2 separate regions of the Homo sapiens genome follow, and region 2 is linked to region 1. The links are chromatin loops, found by intact Hi-C in ENCODE. Cell type or tissue: mammary epithelial cell. All regions are shown on one strand. Each heading gives the region's core, and the rest is flanking DNA. Links, peaks and the distances in the headings are about the cores only.

Region 1 (2,914 bases), core at 249-2,748:
ACTCAGTGCTGAACAGAACAAATAAATTTACACCTAGACCCAGTGTAGTGAGACGATAGCACATCAAGAATAAAGAGAAAACATCAAGGCTATTGCAGTAAAAAAAGGCATTACATGTAGAGGAAAAGTAATTACTCATTTATCAACCAGCAAATATGTATTAAGTGCTTTCTTTGAGTCAGGTCTGTTCTAGGGATGGCCATCCAGTCCTGACCTAGACAAATAAGTTTAAATGTCTATCATTTATTATTAAATAGAGATTGAGGCCCTTAGAGAAAAAATACAGCAGAGCAAGGAATAAAAGTGATGGAGGGTGGGAGTGGGTAGGATGTCTTAGGGAAGATGCTCAGGGGAGGCCTCTCTGTAACATTTGAGCTGAGACCTGAATGAAGTGACGCAGCAAGTTATGCACATTTTTGGGGAAGAGCATCCCAAACAGAGGAAAGCAAGTGCCAAGGCCCCGAGGTGGAAATGTACTTGTTATGTTCAAGAAACAGCAAGAAGGCCAGTGATCCAGCAGAGTGAACAGGGGTAGCAGAATAAGCGGGTTGTCTGGAGAAGGCGTCTGAGGCCAGATCTTATGTGTGGAGCCTTGGTGCAGCAGTGCGTTGGTGTCAACTCAGACTGGCTCTGTCTCGATTCTTTACATCCCTTCTCAACTCTGAGCTCAGTGATGTTACCTTGGAAGCTTGAAATTGGCCATGGAGGGAGAATATGCACCACAATTAGCAAATGCTACATATCAGGGCTCTCTGCCTCTGAGAACTGGTTGTTACCAGCACAGCACCGCTCATAGCTGTGGTGAGAAATTCAGACATTGTTCAAATTGGAATCAGAAGCATTGGAGTGTTTTGAACGGCAAAAAGGCAGAATACTGCCACTTGGTTTCCTTCTCACAAGATCACTGTAGAGAACAGAGCCTAGGGTGCAAGAATGGAAGCAGGGAAATGGATTAGGAGGTTGTTGGAGTGGACTGGGTGAAAAAGGAATGGGGACAGTCTAGGAAGGCCATGAGGAGGAGGCAGTTTTAATCTGGTCTTCTATTTTCTGGTACGATCTCCCTTACATCCTGTTTAGCCTCTGTTGATAGACTGATTCCACTGGCTGGGAGGAGCATATTTTCCTGGAAAGAGCATGGGATTTAGAATCAGTGGGCCTGGATCTACTTCTCAATAGTATCCCTTGAGGAAATTATTTAACATCTTTTGAGTCACAGTGTCCTGTGTGTAAAACTGAATACCTGAAAAGGTGGCTGTGAAGACTAAATGAGATAAGGAGTGTAAAATTCCCATTTATCCTTTGGTGGGGCAGAGCGCCCTCATCCTCAGCCCACCAGGGTCCCTCATGTAGACTTCATGCCTAGAAGCAAAAAGAATGAAACTGCCAGGATCAGATTCCCCGGGGCTGGTCGCCGGTCTCTGCCTGTTCCCAGGTGGGCCACCAGCGCCACCTCGTGTCCAGTCTGGGTTCTTGCAGGCCAGCCTTTCCCTGGATGATTTCTTGATCCTGAATCACCTCCATTGCCAGATGGAGCCAACAGTGCATGAAGTGTCCTAACATTCATCGTCTGACCTGCCAACAAAGCATGCTCTCTGCTCTCCTCTGATCCTCCTCTGCATGTCAGTCTCACCTCCACATCCAGATTGTAGAGGGCACACGGCCTGTGTCTTCAGCGTCCATTCCTTTTACTTGAGTAATTACTTTGTGCCACTCATTCTGACATAATCCTTAAGGCAATTATATCCTTATTCCTTTTCTGGAGAAACTGAGGCCAAGACATAGAAAGTGACTTGCTTAAGGTCACTGGGCAAGCAATTGAGGTAAGATTTGATTCCAGGACTTCTCAATGTAAACCCAAGGTTTTTTTCCACAAAAACATCCAGCACAATGTGGGTACCCAGAAGATGCTCAGTGGATCATTTCATTTTTTAGGCTTTTTAAAAGAAGTGAGCAAAAATAACTGAACAGGAGCCAGGGGACCCACCCTCAGGACTCAGATTCAAGCTCTGTCTTTTACAACTTGCTGAATAACCTTGGCTGGATCTGGGTCACTCTGTGGCCTTCAGTACCGCATGAGGAAAGGAAAGGGATTAGACTAGGTGATCCCAAAGTTTCCCTCAGGTCCTGATGTTCAACAATTGCAAAGTTGAGGAGAGGGCTCTAGAAAGGGGTTAAGATTGTGGGCTCTGAGGCCACTGCTTGGGTGAGTCCAGGCTTCACAATAGCTATGAGGCCTTCAGCAAGTTATTTATCTCAGCCTCCGTTTCCTTGTCTGGAAAATGAGGATGATGAGAGTAATCATCTGTACCTCATAGTGTTGCTCAGTTATCTACTAGACCCTCTTAAAACTGTGCTTGGTACATGGTAGGTAATACATTTGTGTTCATTTTTCAAAAATATTGATTCTGGCTGGGCGTGGTGGCTCACTCCTGTAATCCCAGCACTTTGGGAGGCCAAAGAGGACAGATAACTTGAGGTCAAGAGTTCAAGACCAGCCTGATCAATATGGTGAAACCCCGCCCCTACTAAAAATACAAAAATTAACTGGGTGTGGTGGCACGCACCTGTGGTCCCAGCTACTTGGGAGGCTGAGGCATGAGCTCACTTGAACCCAGGAGGCGGAGGTTGCACTGAGCTGAGATCACACCACTGCACTCCAGCCTGGGTGACAGAGTGAGACTCTGTCTCAAAAAATAAATAAACAAATAAATAAATAAAAATAAAAATTCTACCTGCTACCTAATTCTATTTGTTTCAGGTAACATAAAAGTCTTGTGCATTACAAGGTTGGCCACTGGTTAATTCCTGCAAGCTCCTGGACAGTCATGCATCTAGCCACAGATAAGGTCATGTGTTTGATTCCACATAGTATCATCTGGATTACAACATAAATAAAACCTGAAAGTCTTAAGCC
Region 2 (2,914 bases), core at 300-2,799, 310 kb before region 1:
CAACATTATTTAAGCCTCTTCTCTGAGACAGGCCCTGTATGGGGTTCTGGGGTGCCCAAGGAGACCAAGATGAGGACCTGTCCCCAGGAGTTCCCAGACTAGTGTAAAAGACAGAGAACAAACACAGGTCTTATGGGAGGTTAACATGAAAGAGACAGGGTTCCAGCTGTAACACCAACTAATGGCATGGCCTTGGATAAGGGAATTCTCTCTGGGGATCAGTTTCCTTAATTCTGTAAAGTGGAGCTAATAGCACCTCTTCATGGGGGAGTGTGAAGATTGCATATGTGTACTTGTGCAGTACTGTGTAAGGCATGATTATTAGCATTGCATTCGTGACTGAGGATGCACTTTTAACCAGCAATGATTTTGTCATTCCTGCGGTGGGCCAGGTTCACCTCCCTTCACTGGTTTCCCCGGAAGGCCAGAAAGATCTAGCTAGAGTGGAGAAGGAAGAAGAGAGGAGAGGGGAGCCGGAGGAGGATGCTCCTGCCTCCCAGAGAGGGGAGCCGGCGAGGATCAAAATCTTCGAAGGAGGGTAAGACTCATGTTTGGTTTCCATCGTCTGCTTCCGTGGAATAAGAGCTGGTGCCCATTGGTGTTCACGGGCAGCAGTGGCTCAGTTGGCAAGGGCTCTGCCCACAGGTGCCCTGTGGTCCCAGCGATGCCTTTCAGCAGACATCACCTTCCTGGGACTCTCAGGCCCCTCTGTTTAAGAATGCCGTGGGGCTTCTTGGTGGGGATGGGTGATGCTGGGTATTTGTTGAGGATCTGGAGAGGTCTGGGTCTTTCTCCAGCCCCTCATTTTCTCAGATCCTGGCCAGGTTTCTAGTTCCTGCATTGGAGTTGCCATCCCAGTATCCCAGCAAATGTCCAGACTTCTGTCTCTCTTGACATGTATTCTCCAAAAGTCATCTCTGTACTGCCCAATGGCCATCTTGGCATGTCTGGTTTCCCATGGGGCACTTGGGCTCAGCCGACTAGGCTGTTTGCAGGGCTGACTGCACACTGTATGCACCAGGTGTTTCCACTGGTCCCTATCCTGACTGGCTGGGGCCCAGGGCTCAATGGTTGGTGAATATTTTGAATCTCATTCATAGTTATTCACCTTTGATGCTTGACTTTGGGAAACGAATGGTCTAAACGTTTCAGAGCTCACAGCTTCAGGGACTGTCTGGGCTCTGGAAGGGTGCCGTGTTTCAGACGTGCTTTGTGGAAGTTTTGTGCCAGCTGTGTTTTGTGTGGCCACATGTTTGCTTCCTGGGATTTGGGTGTCTGTGAGCAGGTCCCATGGCGTTCTGTCTCAGGGTCCTGTGTCTGTGTCCCTGGTGTGATCAGGGTGGCCTGGTCCTGCACAGCCCTGAAGGACAACAACGTAGAGGAAAATGCGCTTCCTGTGCAGGACAGTCCCCATGAGCTGGGGCCAACATGGCTGTCACTGGGGGCCTCTGATCCTCTAGCACCTGCAAGCGCCTAACTCACAGGGTCAGCGTGGGAGGCACGGGAGTCCTCCATAAGGTTGGGGGACAACAGAGACTGCCACCCTCCCCAGGGCCACCAGTTGGCATCTTCTGGTGGCACTGACCAGCAGGGGCTCTCAGGAGAGAGGGTGCTTGGAAATGTGGGCAGCAGGGTAGTCAATGATGGGAAGGGGGCCAGGGGTAGCAAATGCCCCTGAAACCTACTGCCTAAAATACCAATAGCAGCTGCGTTGAAAAAACACTGAACCAAAGGTCTTTGAAAATGCCAACCCTCTTTCCGTGTGGGGAGGGACGCGGGTCCTCCTGCTGTTTGGTTAGAGCGCCCTCGTGTGTCTCTGTGTTCTCATGCCACTGGATCCCTTAGAGGCCACACAGAGGCAGGATTGATGAAGCGCCTGCTCACAGCGACTGGCCCTCTTCCTTCTTGCTTCAGAGGTTCTCTGTGGTCTCTGAGGGCTGCTGAGTGTTTCCTGGTGTCCCAGGAGCTTGCCCCAGCAGCAGTCTGTGTGTGCCCGGGGAGGTTCGCATCTTCCCTGAGAGGCAGGTGCTCTGAGACCTCAGGAAGCCTGAGCCTCCAGAAAGGCAGCTGGCAGGAGCCACTCCGTGCCCAGCTCCCTGCTGGATGTCTCTACCTACACGGTCTGCAATGGCTGAAGGAGGGGGAACATCACCCACAAGTCCTCTTCTCTTCCTCCAGCTGGTATGGGTCCTACTCCCTCTCCACCTCCTTCCAGGTCTTCACTTAGTCCCACCTGCTCTGCTTCAGAATCCTCTCGGTTGAGTTCTGTCATCTCTGCCCCACTTACCTCTGTTCTGCCTGAGACTAGCCCCCCAGCTCTCCCGCCCTCAGTTTCTTTATCTGTAAAAGGGGGAGAATAACATTTGTAAAAGGGGGAAAATAACATGTGGGATTTTCAGAGGACCTTGTGAGACCCCATATGAAGGCTATAATTCATAGCTGCTCAAAAAATGGACATTGGTGCATTTTACTACTAGTATATCCATTTTGTCAATCTCTGTCTGGGACAGTCCCATCTGTTCTGTCAGATATGGAAGGTATCCTCTCCCTTTCAACTTGTCACATGCAATTTGAGCACGTATGGAACTGATTATAGTGTCAGATCCTTTCCTCCCCCAGCCTGGCTATCTCAAGCTGGGACCATGCCTCCCACTCTCACTTCTGGTGATTCTTCTACATTCATGGTTCTCTTGGGGCTGGCATCACCCCGCAGAGTGTTTGGAAATGGTGAAGGAGGGGGAGGGCATTTTGGTTGCCACATAACTGGCATTTCAGGGACGAGGCCAGAGATGCTGACCTTCCATTCCACCAGCCTTACAACCTCTTGTTCCCCCAAATTGCCAAGAGTGCCCACACCCAGAATCACTGGGCACACTCCTCTGCAATCCCACAGTTTTGCCTTAGACTCAGTTCT

What was found. Hi-C counts contacts between places; a loop is a spot of excess contacts. Peaks named below come from ENCODE experiments on the same cell type or tissue, not always from the same donor. Only the 100,000 strongest peaks of a DNase experiment are listed, where the experiment ranks them.
Region 2: a loop joins it to region 1, with 7 times the contacts of the local background. A loop is called at or near these places in 3 of 110 quality-filtered maps.

The regions. Positions count from the first base shown.
Region 1 is chr1:41,266,889-41,269,802 of GRCh38, reverse strand. No RefSeq gene overlaps it. Among named protein-coding and RNA genes, the nearest start is that of SCMH1-DT, 26 kb to the right of the region's middle. RefSeq lists an enhancer at 1,292-1,586. In mammary epithelial cell, for the core only: a CTCF peak has its summit at 1,450 (motif pointing left); no DNase peak of the experiment used is centred there.
Region 2 is chr1:41,573,168-41,576,081 of GRCh38, reverse strand. It overlaps HIVEP3 (HIVEP zinc finger 3), which reads left to right. Exons shown (of 9, transcript NM_024503.5): 5 at 393-538. Among named protein-coding and RNA genes, the nearest start is that of EDN2, 90 kb to the right of the region's middle. In mammary epithelial cell, for the core only: a CTCF peak has its summit at 1,806; a DNase peak (open chromatin) is centred at 1,801.